2 separate regions of the Mus musculus genome follow, and region 1 is linked to region 2. The links are chromatin loops, found by intact Hi-C in ENCODE. Cell type or tissue: heart. All regions are shown on one strand. Each heading gives the region's core, and the rest is flanking DNA. Links, peaks and the distances in the headings are about the cores only.

Region 1 (9,152 bases), core at 855-8,854, 240 kb before region 2:
AGGTTGAATCTTGTTTAGAAGAGGTGTGTCATTAGCTCCAGGCTTTGAGTTTCAAAAACCTAGGACTATTTCTGGTATCTTTCTCCCTGCCTTGTGCTCAAGGATAGATCCAAGCTCTCAGCTGCGGCTCCAGTGCCATGACTGCCTGCTTAGCACCGTTCTCGATAGGATGGTTATTGACTCTAATCCTCTGAAACCGTAAGTCCTCAATAAACTCCTTCTTCTCCAAGGAGCTTTGGTCACAGTGTCTTATCTCAGTAACAAAAAAGTGACTGAGACAGAATTTGGTACCAGGAAAGGGGCTTTTGCTGTGACAGACCTGCCACCTGTGTGCTGTTTGGAGAAGGACTGTGGAAGATTATAGGACTGTGGACTAGAACAGTGGTTGAATGCTATAAGCCAGGCTTAATGGAAGCCATCCTAGTACGAGCTTGGAAGACAGTGCTGCTGAGGGCCATGTGGCCTACGGAGGCCCAGATCAAGAGGTTTCAGAGAGAAACAGTATTAGCATGTAGGTTGAAGACCATCCTTGTAATATTTTGGCAGAGAATACAGCTGCTTTTTTTGTCTCTGTCCTAAAATTAAAAAATCTGCCCAGGCAAAATTGAAACAGTTTCATTTGCAGAAGAGATCTCAAGATAGCCTAATATTGATTCTGTCGTGTGGTTATTAGTAATCACTCTTGCTCATATTTACAGGGAAGGTGGAAGTAGCTCAAACACAAATACAGAATGTACAGTTTGAGGAGGAAAAGAGCGCCAGGAAGTTTAGTGTGGGAGCCACAGCTTGCGCTGACAGAATTGGAAAGGCCTGAATTGAAATGGAATAAAGGAATGGTGTCCCCAGGGAGAGGCTCTACCCAGGTAATTATGTGTCTTGTGAAAGGAAAAGGCTGGAGGGATTGTCTGCTCCTCAAAAGTAACAAGGCTCCTGTTTAAAAGCACTGACTGCCCTTCCAAAGGACCTGGGTTCAATTCCCAGCACCCACATAGCAGCTCACAACTGTCTGTAATGCCTGTTCCAAGGGATCGGACACCCTCACCCAGACATACAAGCAGGCAAAACACCAATGTACATGGAAGTGGAAATTCTGGTTGTGTCACGTGATGCAGACTCATGTGATGTTTTGCTGAGGCAAGACCCTTGGTGGACAAGTGATGTTTGGAAAGAGTATACACAGGACTTAACAGATAGTGACTGGCTGCGCAATGCTTTGCTGGTCTCCAGTCTTCACTGATCTTCACTGTGTTGAGAGAGACACGGCAGAGAACACCCAGCCTCCGGGCTGGTCCTCATCATTGCTGCTGACTTGTGCCAATTCAGCATCAGCTTGGCGGTTTCTGCTGGATCATACTTTGCTGTTCGTGTTTGGTATCCTGACACTACTGAACTGGACTGCTGGTATCCTAGCAAATGGAGATTGGAATCACCCCCAAAGAACTACTTCTAAACAGGTCCACATCCCCTTGTCCTATTTACCATCTTCTCTCCCTTACCTTTGGATGGTGGGCTAGAAGAAGGGCCAAAGTGTTTGAGAACTCTCACTAAAGTAGGTTTTAGGAAAATCCAAGCCAACAGTACATAAAGATAAATAAATCCACTAAAAATTCATTTCAAGAAGGGGCTCAGGCTCCATTCCATTCCAGGCTCCATTCCATTCCAGGCTCCATTCCATTCCAAGCTCCATTCCATTCCAGGCTCCATTCCATTCCAAGCTCCATTCCATTCCAGGCTCCATTCCAAGCAGGCAGCCAAACATGGCGGTACTGACCGTGTCGTTCTCGATTTAAAGTCATGAAGAGTGCAGGAGTAAAAGAGTTGTGGCATCTTCCCTTCTCAAAAGGTAAGGAGGCCCAGGGTGTAGCAGGGAAATCTGCATGGAGGGCCTGAAGGCCATCCCATGAAGCTGTGAAAGTGTAGTCTGGATTGCATCCAAGACCCCAGGATGCTAGAGGTGCTAGACTCACGGGATGTCTGCCAGAGACAGCTGCACACAGGGAGCAGAACCAGCCCAAAGCTCGTGGGGGCAGAGCCATCTAAGTCCTTTGACATCAGACACAGAGCTACAGGATTTATGAAGTCTGCTCTGTTGGGTTTCAGTCTTGCTCCAGTACAGTGTTTCTTCACTGTGCTCCCATCTCTCCCTTTTGGAAGGTGACGTATAATCTGTGCAATTTTACTTTGGAAGTATGTAATTTGATTTTACAGGAGGGTGTGCAATTAAGAGATTGCCTTGAGTCCCAGAAAAGAATTGGAATTCGGACTTTTAAATGGCATCGAGACTGAATGCATTTTGCATTGCGATATGACCACAAGCCTATTGGGGCCAAGAGTGTAGAATGTGGGGGCTTGAATGAGAATGGCCTCCATAGGCTTATATTTTTGAATATTTGGTCCCCAGTTAGTGGAACTGTCTGGGAATGCTTAGGAGGTCTAACCTTGTTAGTGGATGTGTGTCATTGGCAGCAGGATTTGAGGTTTCAAAAGGCCAGGGGCATTTCCTGTGCTTCTCTTTCTTCCTTGTGCTCAGGGATCGAGATGTGAGCTCCCAGATACTGTTTTAGCACCGTGCCTGCCTGCCTGCCTGCCTGCCACCATGTTCTCTGACATGATGGCTATGAGCTCTACTCCTCTGAAACTGTAAATCCTCAGTAAAAACATTCTCTAAATTGCCTTGGTCATGGTGTCTTATCTAAGGAGGTGGAGGAGGAAGAAGAGGAGGTGGAGGAGGAAAAGGAGGGGGAAGAGGAAGAGGAAGAGGAAGAGGAAGAGGAAGAGGAAGAGGAGGAGGAGGAGGAGGAGGAAGAAGAAGAAGAAGAAGAAGAAGAAGAAGAAGAAGAAGAAGAAGAAGAAGAAGAAGAAGAAGAAGAAGAAGAAGAAAGTTGCGTGGCCTAGATCACTCACCAGGGTCAGGAATGGGGGCTGTGGCTTGCTTGGGGACCCTCTATGTCTCCCTCTTTGCTTCCTGGCTACTGTGACATGAGCGGCTTTACTGTGTCAGTCCTCCTGCCTGTCACGATGCTTTGCATCTTCAGACACCTATAGCAGTTCAGCAAGATGACTTAGGACTGAAACCTTAGAGACTGAGACAATGCAAATTATTACCCTTTAAATTGGTTTCTTTTTTAGTGATAAACAGTTGACACAGTTGCCTCAAAATTCCTAATACTGTGGGTGATGGTGGCTCATGTCCTTAATCCTAGCACTTGGGAGGCAGAAGCAGGTGGATTGCTGAGTTTGAGGCCAGCCTGGTCTAGAGAGTGAGTTCCAGGACAGCAAAGGCTACAAAGAGAAACCCTGTCTCAAACAACAACAACAACATGTCTTGATAATGATAATTCTAAAAGAAGACCTGGCAGGTCTGAGAGGATCTATATTGAGCATAGATGGATTGAGCTGAGAAGACCCGCCCAGTGTGTGGGACATCATTCCCTGGACTGGCATCCTGGACTGCATAAAAAGAGCCAGACACAAGCACTGATTGCTCTCTGCTTTCCTGACTGTGCCCGCATAGTGATCAGCTGCCTCAAGCTACCGCATCAAGATGGATTACTCCCTTGAACTGTGGACCAAAATAAACATTTTCTCCTTTTAGTTGTGGTTGCCAGAGTATTTTATCACAGCAACAGGAAAAGTTACTCAGGTAGCTTTTGATTAGTCAAGCTTTAGGGAGCTTTTATTTCTGGTTCCTCAGAAGGAGGCACACAGTGAGGGCAAAATCACTAGGCTGCTTTTATTTCATAAAACTTTCATAGATTCCCCAAACTCGCAGCTCGGCTGCGGACTGAACTCATACTTTCTCTCTGATAGTGAGACATTTTTGGAGTGTGGCCTATTGGTCCTGATTTTAGGGCCAAATAGGTGTTTCTCAACTGTTTCTGTCCAAAGGTGAGCTAAAAGTTATCTACCTTTGACACAGGCCAGTTCCTGTTTGTGGGTGGGGCACACCCAGTTAAGTGGGCAAGCCCACGGAGGTCCTGCAACCCTTTGCTTCCTTGAGGACACCTCAGCTGAGCGTCTCGTTTCACACAGAACCAGGCTGTCGTGGGCCTTCCTTCCTTCTGTGGTTGTGCTGGAAGACGTCATCAAATTGTCTGTCCACGCGCCAGATTCCTCTGGCCACTGAGCACTCCCCGACACGCGTCGCTTCCAGTAAGGCGAGCGCAGCGCAGCGATTCAGTGCCACCTGTTGAACCCAGAGCGCGCCCTCCTCACCCCACCCAAGTCCCCTGCCACCGGCTCCGGAGGATCTTTGACAAATTGGAGGAGGCGGGGCCTCGCGAAGGAAAAGCTTAGAGGAAAAGACCCGGAAAGAGGCGCGAGACCGCAGTGGGAGGTGCGGCCCCGCCCCCGCCAGGGCGCGCCGCGGGAGCGAGCGGGTCCAGCACGCGCGCGCGCCCGGGCGCCTGACGTGGCACTAGCAACCCAGAGCGACTCGGCGGCGGCGGCGCGGGGCGCGGAGCGTGCAGAGCAGGTACGGCAGACGCGGGGCGCAGGGCGCAGGGAGGAGGGTGGGGAGGAAGGGGAGCCACAGGTACAGCAGGTTCGGGCTGAGGGTGCGGAGCGTCCACACGCGGCTGCACCGCGACTCCCCATCAACTTGGCTCTCTGGTTCCCGGAGGAGGAGAGGGCTGGAAATATTCCGAGGGAAAATGGCAACTACAGTGTTCAGCTCCGGGACATCATTAGAGGGAAACGCGAACTTGTCCCGGGTGACAGTGGAAGGGGAAGGGTGTCTTTGTAGAATCCGAGCGCTCGGGGTTTGGATTCGAGGCCGGTTTGTGCCAAGTGGCTCTCTGCCATGTCGCCGCTTGCAGCTGAGTCAGGTTTCTGCAACTTGGTGTACTGGGTGAGGAAGTTTGACGTGGCAGAGAAGGGTGAGGAAGCGAATTCCTCCCAGGACCAGGGAAGAGGGCTGGGCGGCTTCCAGTCCCCTGCTGTGAGCATCGCTGTCCCGCTCCCCTTCCGCAGCTGCTGCGTGGGTGCGCCGGTGCGGTCTTCTGAAGGCTCTGGGCTGCACGGGGCCAAGCGACTGCCACGTCTCTCTAGGCGCAGTGGGAGGAGGGAAAGTGTTGTCAGGAACACAGTGAACTAGAGACCTTTGTCTGCCTTTCTGTCCTCCGTTAGCAAGACAGTGACCTCATCATACTCATGGTTGCTACTCGGAAGCTGAAGGTTTAATATGAAAACAAAGCTAAATCATGGATGTTAGTCTTCACGTTTGAAATTTGCATGCCATTTCCAGAATAAAGAGATCCCACGTCTTACTTAGAAGGTATTACTAATCTTTACCTTAAACCACTACCTTAAACCGCAGCAACGAGAAAGAAAGGAGAGGTACCCAAATGCTTGATGGAGAAACTGGAAAGAAACTAGAGAATCAGGGTTTCACAACTAATATGGCTTTTGGACACTTCATTTTCTAAAACAGAAAACTGAGGCCCAAAGAACCTCTTCAGTTTACTGTGTCACAAAGCTTTGCATGGGCAGATAGGAAACAAATCATAATTCTTTTGCCAGGCTTCAGAGCACCTCCTGTCTTGTAACAAATGTTTTTTTGAAAGCCAGACATGGTGGCACACACCTTTAATCCCAGCATTGGGGAGTCAGAGGCAGGCAGATCTCTTTGAGTTCGAGGCTAGCCTGGTCTACAGAGTAAGTTCAGGACAGCAAGGACTACAAGGGAAACCTTGTCTCTGCAGAAACCAACCAACCAAATAAACAAAAGTATCTTTTAAAAACCTCTCTAGGAGATATCTGTTTTAGCAAAACATGGAAACATAAAGTGTAAAGCTAATTGGCATTTGGGCTCTGAATAGAGTCAAGATGGGACTGTTATATTTGTGATTGTTTATGACTACCCACATATGAAAGGCTTTTTTTTTAGCTCCTTAAATATAGGTGCCTATGTTCTTAGAGGTGTGACGTCATCTAAGTTAGAGAGAAGCCCTAGCATCTTGGACGGAGATGGTTGGAGCTGCCACTGGCTTGTCCCATTATGACTCACAAAGACTATCATCATGTCTATCTCAGGTTATATTTGTTGGACTATGGCTTTTCCTTGTCTTAAGTACAGATTAAGTAGACTAATTAGAAGGCACCAGGAAGATCCAGGTTGTGAAGCATCAGACTGCTTGTAATCATGGTGGTCAGTCAGTTGAACGGCATGGTGCGCTCTCAAAATGTGACCATGGAAACCAAGATGCAGAGTTGTAGGAATACTAATGAGAGACTGTTCAAAGCAATTCAGGCATCCAGGGGAAACGTGGTAGCAATTACTATTCAGATCTGTGCCTGTGAAATTTCCTGGGACCCCCGAAATGACATTACTGGATTCCTAAGAGATGTCTTAAGCCATATTCAGGGGATAATAACTATGATAAGAGTGTTGTATAAAATGAAGATTATTTCCAGAATGGACACACTTACTTTTCTTCAAGACATCTGATATGTTTCTTGATTGCGTTTCTATTTTTAGTAGCATTTGATATCTAAAATCCTCTTGCTAACTTCTCGCCTTTACTTCTGCAGGGTTATTCTGCAGTAGCTCTTCTTTGGAATGATATTTTCATCATGAGCCAACAAGGCTATGTGGCGACACCCCCTTATTCTCAGTCCCAGCCTGGAATGGGTATCTCTCCCCCTCACTACGGACACTATGGGGACCCGTCCCATGCATCCTCTCCACCAGGTAAATTATTCTTTTTACTTATATATGACTATTCAATCCTCAGGCTTAGAGACGTGGGATATCTTAGTTGGTAGTCATTGAGTGAAGCCGTGGTTTGATATAACAGCATCATTTGGAGAGCCTCGTACAGCAAAACACGCACTTATCTCACAGATCTACTTCTTCAACGTAGACTTCTTCATATCTTTCCTGTGCCTGGACCAGTGTTTTCTCTGGTTCACCTCCATGCTTCAGACATGGCATGCTCATTTATAGCAATTTGTTCTCTTTCATTGAAGCCTACATTTTACTGGTATTCCATGTTACACGTGAGCAGCAGTTATTAGAATCAACACCCAAACCTTTCATTATTACAGAACAAAAACAAACTAGCAGTGGGGGCACATGCTATAAGCTTAGCACTCAAGAGATAGAACCAGGAGGGTAAGGAGTTCAAGGCCAGCTTTGGCTAGATAGCAAGTTCAAGGCCAGCCTGGGCTATACGGGACCCTATCTCAAGGAAACAAACAAGAGCTCCAAAATCAAGACAGAAGAAGCCCTCTTTTTTAACCTAGTTCAACCCAGTCAGTGTACCAAAAGTTCACTTTTAGATTTTCTTTTAAATTTTATCTTACACGTCTGAGTTTTTGTCTGCGTATTTGTAATGTGTACCACCTGCCTGTCTCCCAAACTTGTTTTTTTTTTTTGTTTGTTTTTTGTTTTTGTTTTTTGAGACAGGGTTTCTCTGTGTAGCCCTGGCTGTCCTGGAACTCACTTTGTAGACCAGGCCTCGAACTCAGAAATCCGCCTGCCTCTGCCTCCTGAGTGCTGAGATTAAAGGCGTGCAGTCACAGTCATCTTTCCCACCTCTCCCCTCCCTCCCATTCCGTTACTCGGTTTGTTCAGTCCAACCTGTCTGTCACCCAGGTCACAAATAGTCTTTTCACCCTTAGGCTTCTGTCTGGTATGGCCTTCACCAGGCCAGTGGCTCTTGAACTGGAAGGATTTTGTGTAATGAATGAGTCATTTGGCTTAAAACCTTTAATGACCTCCCTTCGCCTCTCTTTATACAGTAAGTTCCTTAGGCCTGCATCATTTTCTCCATTTCCTTCTTTTCAGTTCACCTGCCCTATTACCCATTGCTTCACAGATACCAACTCACTGTCACTGGAGTGTGGTGCCTGATAGCACCCTGCTCTGCCAGAAAGGTGGTGCCCCTCCGTGTTGTCTCCACAGCCCTCTATCTCATACGGCTTCATCCTTTAACAGGCAGCTCTATTTCCATAGCTTACTTAAACCTTGTTCCCCTGTTTCATCCTCTTGACATTATGCTGGACTTTAAACCACCTTCCACACTGTTGTCCTAGGGGGAATGGGCTAAGTGACAGCGCTTGCCTAGCAAGCGTGGGGCTCGGGGTTCCCCTTCCCAATACCAACTCACAAACTTTTCACATACATACATACATACACACACACACCCCCACACCCTGTTTGCAATCTTTTTTGTTGGTTTTCTGAAAGACAGCCTACTTGTGACTTTTTGAAGTGTCTGCCCCGCCAGAATAGTTTCCCCACAAACTCTATCTCCATCAGCACCCACTAATTGTGCTTTTGTAATTTTTGTGTTACAGAGTAACAAATCGAACAGGTTTATGGAGTGAGCAAAGTACTTGTCATAAAACAACAGATACAATAGTCTCCATCCCTGTCCATAAATTACTTAGTTATCTCCAGGCCAATGCAATACACAACTTGACAACTGCAGTTAATGGGTAGAAAGGAAGTGGAAGGTGCCTGGGAAGCACACAGTGGCACGAGGAGAGAAATAACCAAGCTCTGAGATGGGGTCAGGGACAGAGCATCCTCTTAGAGGAAGGACCTGAAAGGCAAGTGAGAGTGGGCCAGGTCGGATGTGGCTTGCTGCTGTCCACACTCAGCATGACAGCAGTGGAAGGTGTCCTTAAGGTAATGGGGCCATATCCAGGGTGCTGCTGAAGGGACTTAAACCAGAAAGAGCTGCAGTGGAGATTAGAGGATGTGAAGAGGTTGGTGTACTGTGTCGGGCGCAGGGTTTCTAAGTCTTAGCACTCTTAATATCTGGGGCCAGCTCTTTCATATGCTCCTCTCTCTCTTTCTCTCACTCTGTGTGTGTGTGAGAGAGAGAGAGAGAGAGAGACAGAGATAGAGAGAGACACACACAGGGAGAGACAGAGATACAGAGAGAAAAAGAGAGAGATGCTCTGTGTATTTGGCAGCATCCGTGGTCTGTGTCTACCATATTCCAGTGGTACCTTCCTCTTCCTCTGGGAGTTTTAGCAAACCAAACTGTCCTCACATTTTCAAGTGTCTTCTGAGTGGCAACATCATCTGCTGCAGGAAGCAGAGAGGCCAGGCACATTACTGTTCTGGAGGTGGGTGGGGTCAGGCGTGGGTGGTGGTATGGCTGCTACCACCCCACAAGTTTATATTGGTAACCACCTGG
Region 2 (9,152 bases), core at 762-8,761:
CAAAGTCCCAAGCTAATAACATAGTTTTGCATTTCACTGACGGCTAGTGACGTGGTTTGAATAGGAATGGCCTGTAGACTCAGGTGTCTGAATGCTTGGCCCATAGGGAGTGGCACTATTAGGAGGTGTGGCCTTGTTGAAGTAGGTGTGGCCTTGTTGGAGGAAGTGTTAAGATAATACCTCACTCCAGTCAGAATAGTATGAACAAATCTGAGAACAGATGCTAGAGAGGATGTAAAGATAAAGGAACCTGGGCTGGAGAGATGGCTCAGAGGTTAAGAGAACTGACTGCTCTGCCAGAGGTCCTGAGTTCAATTTCCAGCAACCACATGGTGGCTCACAACCATCTGTAATGGGATCTGATGCCCTCTTCTGGTGTGTCTGAAGGCAGCCACAGTGTAGTCATATACATAAAATAAGTAAATCTTTAAAAAAAAAAGGAACCCATTTTTACTGATGGTGGGGTGTAAATTAATATGGCCATTGTGGAGGTCAGTTTGGAGATTTCTAAAAAAATTAAAGATAGAACTACCATATGTCCTAACTATCTCACTCCTGGATATATATATATATATATATATATATATATATATATATATATACATATATATATCATTCAGCTCTATAGAAAATGATATAATGGAAAAATGAAATTAAAATTTGCAGGAAAATGGTCTTAGAATGCATATTAAGCAAGGTCACATATTCCAGAAAACCCCCTGTATTGGCTAGTTTTGTGTCAACTTGACACAGCTGGAGTTATCACAGAGAAAGGAGCTTCAGTTGAGGAAATGCCTCCATGAGATCCAACTGTAAGGCATTTTCTCAATTAGTGATCAAGGGGGAAAGGCCTCTTGTGGGTGGGACCATCTCTGGGCTGGTAGTCTTGGGTTCTATAAGAGAGCAGGCTGAGCAAGCCAGTAAAGAACATCCCTCCATGGCTTCTGCATCAGCTCCTGCTTTCTGACCTGCTTGAGTTCCAGTCCTGCATCCTTTGGTGATCAACAGCAGTATGGAAATGTAAGCCGAATAAACCCTTTCCTCCCCAACTTGCTTCTTGGTCATGATGTTTGTGCAGGAATAGAAACCCTGACAAAGACACCCCCCAACCCCTGCATGCTCTCCCTCACATGCAGAATCTAGCCAATAATATAGGCGTCTACATAGATGTATATGTGGGCGAGCAGAGAGGAGGACAAGAGATGCTAGATATTAGGGGATGGGGAAGGGCTACATGGACATGATGGCCTCATTATGAAACAGGATATAAATCTACTATGATTTTGTGCTAATTGGGTTTTTATTTTTGATGATAAATACAGAGATATATTCAATACTGAAAGTGTAAGGAAAGTCCAGTGTGAAACTCCACAGCTTCAGAATTGTTAATTAAATCACTGAGATGTATAATTAACTTTAATTTTGATGTGTGATTTTTTTTTTCTTTCTTTTTCTCTTTTTTTGAGATAGGGTCTATGTAGTACTGGCTGTCCTGGAATTAGCTATGTAGATTAGGCTGGCCCCAAACTCTGCCTGTGTGCCACCAACAATGGCTCTGGTGTGTAGGTTTGGTGTTTTTTTTTTTTTTTTTTTCTACATTTTTTAATAGTTTAAAAATGTAAAGATACATCTAGTGTAAAATATAAATTTTACATTTTGAAATAAATCTGTAAAGCATACTCTCTTGGCATAAGAGGAAAAAAAAACATTCCTGAAATCTATATCTATATATATAGTGATTTAACTTGAAAATAGGGAGTTGCCAGGAACCACAGGGAAGGGATATATCAGTCAATAGTTGATGGCTGCATAATTATACAAGATTGTCAGTGCTACCAGAGGGTTCAAACCTTGTCTACCACAGGAGTAATGAGGAGTAAGGAGGGATATTTTAATAAGGCAGTCAGTAGTTATTTCTGGCCTCTAGGAGGTCTCTACTAGCAAACTATTGAATATAAAGGCTTTAAACTCACATTCAAGTGGATGTTTTGGGAACAGTGGGACTTTCATGTTTATTATGGAAAAAAATGAATAAGGGAGGTTTTAAAAAGTTAATCATTTATTTACTTTACATGTGGATGGCAGCTTCCCCTCCCTCTTCTCCTCCCAGTCGTTCCTCCCACCTTCTCTTCACTCCATCTACCCTTCCTCCTCTTCTCAGAAAAGGGGAGGAAGGGTTTTTAACATTAAAATAAATTAACATTAAAAATTGCTCCCCAGAAGTTGGATGCCAGCACGAGATATGTGGATGGTTGATAAAAGGCAGGGTTAGCGTTTGGCAGGCAAAAAAGACTGTTTTGAACGACAGCGATTGTGTGCGTGGTGCATGCATGCCTGGAATATCAGCTCTGTGTAGGTGGAGGCAGAAGTGCTGGTGCAAGTCTGAGCCTACACACACTGAACTGCCTACAGAATGAGAGCCTGTCTTAAAATAACAGTACAAAATAAAATAAAACTCGGATCAACTCTGAAAGGTGTTGAAGATGTTCTGAGATCACCTAAGACTTTATTCTTTATGTAAAAATAAGATCACATCCATTCCATCAGTATGCAAACTTGCTTTCATCTTTAGTACGTGGCAAATGTATATTCCCACCAAAGAATTAGTACAAATTTAAACCAACTTAAAACTACCACAAAATGCTTGATTTTATATTATTGCATACCTGGGGGCATGTACAGCCCGGTTCTTGCTGTAAGTGGAGGTCAGGGCCAGTGGCCAAACAGCTGTAACCTTCTGCGGAAGAGGTAACCAGGTAGAGGTTGGCTAGTGTATTCTGGGTCCAGAAGTCTCACTTGGGGACCTAGGCCACCTTAGAAATATTTGTTAATTGCACAAGGCAATTAAATAGTAAACTAAATAATGTTTAAGACCGATAAAGAATGCAAAAAAAAAGGTGAATTATAATAGATTAGGCATGCTAAGACTAGGTGGTTGCAATATAAACATGAGGGGGGCTTCACGGAGGTGACATCTAAGTAAAGAACATATGGTGAGCATATGCTGACATAGCTTGCTTGCATTTGACTCTCAGTGGGTAATAATTGATGCTTCTTTCTAGGGATAAGATGGGCTGCACTAGCTCAGGGACAGAGGAGGGTTAGCCATGTTTATGACTCCATGCAGCAAAATGAACACGGCAAATCAGAACAGTGGTGGCGTGCTATACCGTGTTCCTGTTTGGTAAGCATTGCCATGCTGACGCTTTGTCGGTAATTTCCACTCACTCTCCACATTTACTGCCTCAGAAAATAGTTATCTAGACATATAGTGAAATCAGAAGACGTGCGAACAATGGGCTTCCAGGAGGGGACAGTGAGCTTGAAGGAAGAGAAATGGTAAGATGGCTAAGTTTGCTAAAGGACAGGATTTGAAACAAGATTGACTTGTTATAGTTTAACATTCCTAGCTGTTGATCATTGATTTTTCAATACCTGAAAAAAAAGCCTCACATTTGGCTCTCTCCCTTCAGGTACGGAAACAACTCGAGGAGCTATGCAGTTCGAGTTGGGGATTATCATACTCTGGTACCAGAGGAGTTTGAACAAGAAATAGGGGTTCAACAGATTGTGATTCACAGGAACTACAGGCCAGACAGAAGCGACTATGACATTGCCCTGGTTAGATTGCAAGGACCAGGGGAGCAATGTGCCAGACTAAGCACCCACGTTTTGCCAGCCTGTTTACCTCTATGGAGAGAGAGGCCACAGAAAACAGCCTCCAACTGTCACATAACAGGATGGGGAGACACAGGTAATTATAAAAACAAAGAAACAATCGAAGAAAACTTGACAGCATTTGGTCTGTTCATGTTAGGATGTGCAATGGTATGACCTTAGATCAGTGGTTCTCCATTGGTGGGTCACCTAAGACCATTGGGAAACACAGTTATAACAGTAGCAAAATTCGTTATGAGGTAACAATAAAAATAATTTTATGGTTGGGGGTCACCACCATGGGAGGAACTGTATTAAAGGATCGCAACATTAGGATTGAGAATCACGGCCTTAGGTGGGCTTAAGCTTAGATGCTTGAAGTCTGCCAAGTGTGAAATGTATACACACAGCCTACCTAGATTCACACCCTGGACTGTTGGTTTCCTACACTGTTGGTTCTAATTCCAAATTTTAGCACTAGCTGATGGAATTCAATTGCTAGGTGTACACTTATGTTTTTCCACAAATGACCTGACTAGATAAATGACACGTCATGTTTGTATGTGAAACTGTACGCAGTTTAATTCTGAAACATCCAATACTAGAGCCTTCTGCTACACAGCTAGCACCATAGCTACTTCTAAGTTAACAGCCATTTTGAAATGCCTTTGAAGGCATTATAAGACTACTAAACTGCTAAATGTGATCATTAGCTGAAATCCCATTGACTAACGCCAGCCTTCTTTTGGTCTGAGCAGGTCGTGCCTACTCAAGAACTCTACAACAAGCTGCTGTGCCTCTGTTACCCAAGAGGTTTTGTAAAGAGAGGTACAAGGGACTATTTACTGGGAGAATGCTCTGTGCTGGGAACCTCCAAGAAGACAACCGTGTGGACAGCTGCCAGGGAGACAGTGGAGGACCACTCATGTGTGAAAAGCCTGATGAGTCCTGGGTTGTGTATGGGGTGACTTCCTGGGGGTATGGATGTGGAGTCAAAGACACTCCTGGAGTTTATACCAGAGTCCCCGCCTTTGTACCTTGGATAAAAAGTGTCACCAGTCTGTAACTTATGGAAAGCTCAAGAAAATAGTAAAACAGTAACCATTCAGTCTTCATACTTGGCACCATGCCAGAAATGACAAGCCTGCGATTCCTTTGAATTTGAGAGAACCCAGTAGTTCAGGGGTACAGGTCTTATCCTTGCCTATTACAATTTTTATGTAAGGTGAAATTCTAGCAAATCTTAGTTTTAATTTTTAAATCTACAAAATTTGGGCTAGGAACCTTGATTAGGTGCCCACATTTAACCTTTTTGATCTTACCTACACTAAGACCAGCACATCATTTTCTTAAGTTCAAATCTTCACTATCAAAATCATTTCTCTAGAACAGTAGGCAGATGTCAAACTTGAATTCTGCCTTTTGAACCATGAAAAAGTACGCCATCTACTGGTACCTTCAAGTAAGTTCAGATCTCCTGAGACTAACCTGACAAATGTTTTAAAGAGGCTCTCCTTATGTACCAGAAAGCCTAACACATGAAATGGCAAGCAGTTAAGAGGCCATACAAATTACTGACCACTTGTGGAACCATGACCTTACAGCAGCCCTTTTTAAATAGGAATGAAGGCCCAGAGACATCTGGTGGGAATTTGGATCCCAATAATCTCTGTGCAGAGGAATCACCCCCTGGTTCCTAAGCTTCCCTAAATAAGGCCTATCATACTCTTGAGTGTGAGTCTCAGTACCTCAAATCCCAGACACAAAAGCCTCTAAGGTCACAAGTATCCCCTCAGCACCTGTCACAACACACCCCCTAGCTGGTGTTACATACTTGGCTTCTGGAGATTTGAAGTTGAATGGCACACACTAGAAGGCTTGGAGAGCAGCAAGCAAAAGATACTTTTCATTAAGGGCAACCGTCTGTGGCTTATTAATCACTCATGTTCCAAGCCAACATTTATCTTGCACCTTTGTAACAATCAAACCTATCTTCTTTGGAAGCCTAGTTAACCCAGTTATTTCCTGCGCAAATGTCTCCTGTATCGTTAACTCTTAATTCACACAACCTCCAGAAACAGGACACAGTCTTATTACACACCAAACATCTTTTATTTAATATAAAATATTCAATTTTCAAAAATTAAAAGCGAAGATTCCCTGTAAGTTGACCAGAGACGATCTCAACCACTACAGTACCTGCAAGAAAAAAAAAAAGGCCCATTACAGAATATCCGTGACTATACTACGGGCTGTTTACTTATGTTAATGTCAGCACAAGAGCAAACTTCACCCTAACAGTAAAGGCCCACTCACTACCCAGAACCGCGAAAACACCACAAAAATGAATCTTACCTTAACACTTCCTCCACTGTTCAACAGCAACGGGTCCCGGCGTTTCCTAGAAATATTTCAATACTAGTTTAGAAAACTGAAGTCCATTTTTCTAGCGTCGTGTAGACTCTTACAATCTTAGAATGTCACTTGCTCAAGTCAGAATCTGGTACCAATGAAATGGTGACAGCTTTGCCAATAACAAGAACATGCTCTTCCATGGCTAGGAAGGGAGACTGCCACAGGCGGCAGGTCCCAAAGATACATGGAGTTTCACAGCCCAAAAATCTAGTGTAACCCCAGAGGTGTCACTCACCATCCGACCCAGCGGTGGCGAACTTGCGTCACGCCGCCCAACACCGTATCGGCTTTACATGGTGGTCGTCGCGCTAACCTTCACGGCGCTCTTGCAGAGTTGATGGCTTTCGGCCAGCACCATAGCCACCTTGTGTCTCCCGCATCTCGGCCACTCACAAATAAGGCCCAAGATATCATCCCCACCATACAACTACATACTCGTAGGCGGATCGCAGCCAAAGAGACTTCTGAACGGTGCGCGCACGCTTTTATAGCCCGGGTGACGCTCTCCCAAGAGCCTGCGCGCGAGGGGCGGGGCTTTCCCGCCCATTCCGAGCTCTCCCGCGCCTCGTCACTTTGATTGGTGTACAGGCGGCCCGGATTCGATGCGTGCGTCACAGGAATGGGCGGGCTGTGGAGGTGGGCGGGGAAAAGCCGAGCTGAAACCACAGTTCTCGCGGTGTCAGAAGTCTCGTGGCTGAAGCTCTGGCGGTGCGCGCGTTTTCTCTTCTTGGCTGCGTTCTTCTCTGGGACCCAAAGTCTAAGGTCCCTTCGTTGCCGCCTCCCCCGGCATCACTTCCTATGGCGCCGGCCCTTTGTCCCCGAGAGCTGTTGGCGGCTCCTCTGCCCCCATCGGGGTTGATGGTTCCGCTTGCGCCCTTCCGCTTGCCCTTTTGATCTGATCTCACTTTTGCCCGACACAGCGCGCCGGAAGGTTTCTCGAACCGGGAGAACGGGAAGCCTGGGCAGTGCGAGCAGACCCGCCCGGCCCTCGGCTTTTCCGGGAGGAAGGCATATCTCACTCCCGCGTGCAGCCCGCTATGAGACAGAATAGAGGGCCTTTAGTGATGGAGTATGGAGATGACAGTTGTCGTCATGGAGAATGTTAGTTAGAAAGCTGTGATCATTACAGGCTGGGAAGGGTGCGGTTAGGGCAACACCGTGCAGGAGTCAGTAGGAACGAATTCATTGGAGACAATACTCGCATTTGAAGGACCTAGAGGGGTTCGTGAACCTCAGCTCGCTCACCCACTATCTCATTTTACTTAAAATAATCACTACTGAATTGAAAGAACTAGTTCATCATAAGGCTCAAGTAACCGCGGCGCGTTGCCCAAACATTTCATTTACATTCTGGATGGTCTTCTGAGGGTGTCCTTAAGAATGGTCTGTATTAGTCCTGAGCTGAGAAGTCCGAGATTAAGGGCCTTCCTTCTCTGGCCAGTAGATGGTAGCCTGCATCTTTCCGTGGGTTTTTCTTTTGTGCCTGTCTGCACCTGTCAGGTTTTTTATTTTACAAAATGTAGTTTTGTTTTTATGTTACTCTGCTGTTACACAGGGCATAACATTTTCATAAGGCTTTTTTGGGGACTACAGTCAATGATTAGCAAACAACTCTCTAAAGAACAATCACTGAACCAAATGGATACCCTCTCACATGTACACAAATTTGCATGGAAAAGTACTAACATTACTTTAAATTGCAATGCACTACATTTTCCATATCTTCGCAGTAATACAAAACACAGTCGCTTGTAGAACCGGTTCAGATTACTTAAATACCAAGTGTGCTGTCAGTCCTCTACTCACGTGTCTGGAAGTTACTCGTGTTTACATGAAATGAAGCTATTGATACTTTTCTACAGCAGTAACTGCACACCAGGAAGGAGGAGACAACACAAACCAAGGGATGGAGTTTCCCCAAAGCTGCAGTGTGAAAAGACTATATAAACAGTTGATCCCATACACACGAATGGGCTTTCTTGCTAGAGGAAATCCAAGTGGAATAAGGAATGGAGATGTAAAAAGGTCTTCTTGAGGGGAAGGGGGTTGGTGCCCTGGATGCCTTTAGTTTTCGGCCCCCTCTGCTGCATCACATTCTTCTGCACTGTCTGATGTCCATAATGTTAAGTTGTCTCTAAGCAACTGCATGATAAGGGTGCTGTCTTTGTAGGAGTCTTTGTTCAGTGTACCAAGCTCTGTGATAGCCTCATCAAAAGCCGTTTTAGCCAGTGTGTAGGCAAGCTCTGGATTATTAAGGATCACAGAGTAAAATACAGGAAGGTTAAGAGCCAGCCCCAGGCGGATTGGATGTGTAGGTTGCATCTCTTTCTTGCTTATATCAAATGCCTCTTGGTAGGCTCTTTGGGAATTTTCTATCATTTGTTTTCCATCATCGCCACAAGCTACTTCAGCAAGATCCTGGAAATAATCTCCATTCATTTTCAGATAGAAGACCTTACTCTCTGGATTAATTGCATTGGCTATTAAATACTTACCCAACAATTCCAGAACCGTGATGCAGATGGACCTCAGTTCCAACTCCACTTTCTCCTGACAGTCCTTGGTCAGCTGCAACTTCTTGTTGGAGGTGTCGGTCTTCTTCTCAATGCTCGAGATGACCATCCAGGCAGACCTGCGGCCCTCAACCACGTTCTTGTAGGCCACCAACAGCACGGTCTAGTAACCTCATTCCAAATACTACCATGTTCAGAGAGTAGGGGCTACGATTTCAACATAAGTTTTGGCAGCACATCATGTCTTACTGAACATTTTTAATGAACCAGACGTTAACCATTGGGCTAGGTAGCTGGAATGGAATAGTGATAGTTTATGTCCTTGTATATTCCTGTCTTTTGGCCAAACTTGTTTTGTCTGAAATGGAACTTTTAAAACCTGCCTTTGGCATGTCCTTCTGTTTGTGTTCTTTTCTGTCCTTGTTGCTCTCCCCTCACCACATCTCTTATCATCTGTGGAAGTTCTTTTCAGCTTTCAGCGTTTTGGTCAAGTGTTGTTATGAAAACCTTCATCCGTACAAGTGATTTTGATGTTTGCATTTTCTCCTGGGGAAGTGCTTGGAGGGA

What was found. A loop is a pair of places that touch in the nucleus more often than their neighbours do. Peaks named below come from ENCODE experiments on the same cell type or tissue, not always from the same donor. Only the 100,000 strongest peaks of a DNase experiment are listed, where the experiment ranks them.
Region 1: it touches region 2 in a loop (3.0-fold over the local background); 1 of 42 quality-filtered maps calls a loop at or near these places.

Annotation. Positions count from the first base shown.
Region 1 is chr3:123,263,063-123,272,214 of GRCm38, forward strand. It overlaps Sec24d (Sec24 related gene family, member D (S. cerevisiae)), which reads left to right and starts at 4,434. Exons shown (of 23, transcript NM_027135.2): 1 at 4,434-4,474; 2 at 6,532-6,691. The coding sequence starts at 6,574. In heart, for the core only: no CTCF peak of the experiment used is centred there; DNase peaks (open chromatin) are centred at 1,959, 4,249 and 4,879; H3K4me3 peaks cover 2,697 bases; H3K27ac peaks cover 2,140 bases.
Region 2 is chr3:123,501,805-123,510,956 of GRCm38, forward strand. Prss12 (protease, serine 12 neurotrypsin (motopsin)) reads left to right here. Exons shown (of 11, transcript NM_008939.2): 10 at 3,474-3,754; 11 at 4,416-4,798. The coding sequence ends at 4,723. It overlaps Snhg8 (small nucleolar RNA host gene 8), which reads right to left and starts at 6,532. Exons shown (of 1, transcript NR_028574.1): 1 at 5,748-6,532. It overlaps Snora24 (small nucleolar RNA, H/ACA box 24), which reads right to left and starts at 6,262; the gene lies at 6,133-6,262. It also overlaps the pseudogene Gm9369. In heart, for the core only: CTCF peaks have their summits at 5,107 (motif pointing left), 6,317 and 7,489 (motif pointing right); a DNase peak (open chromatin) is centred at 6,707; H3K4me3 peaks cover 3,169 bases; H3K27ac peaks cover 2,657 bases.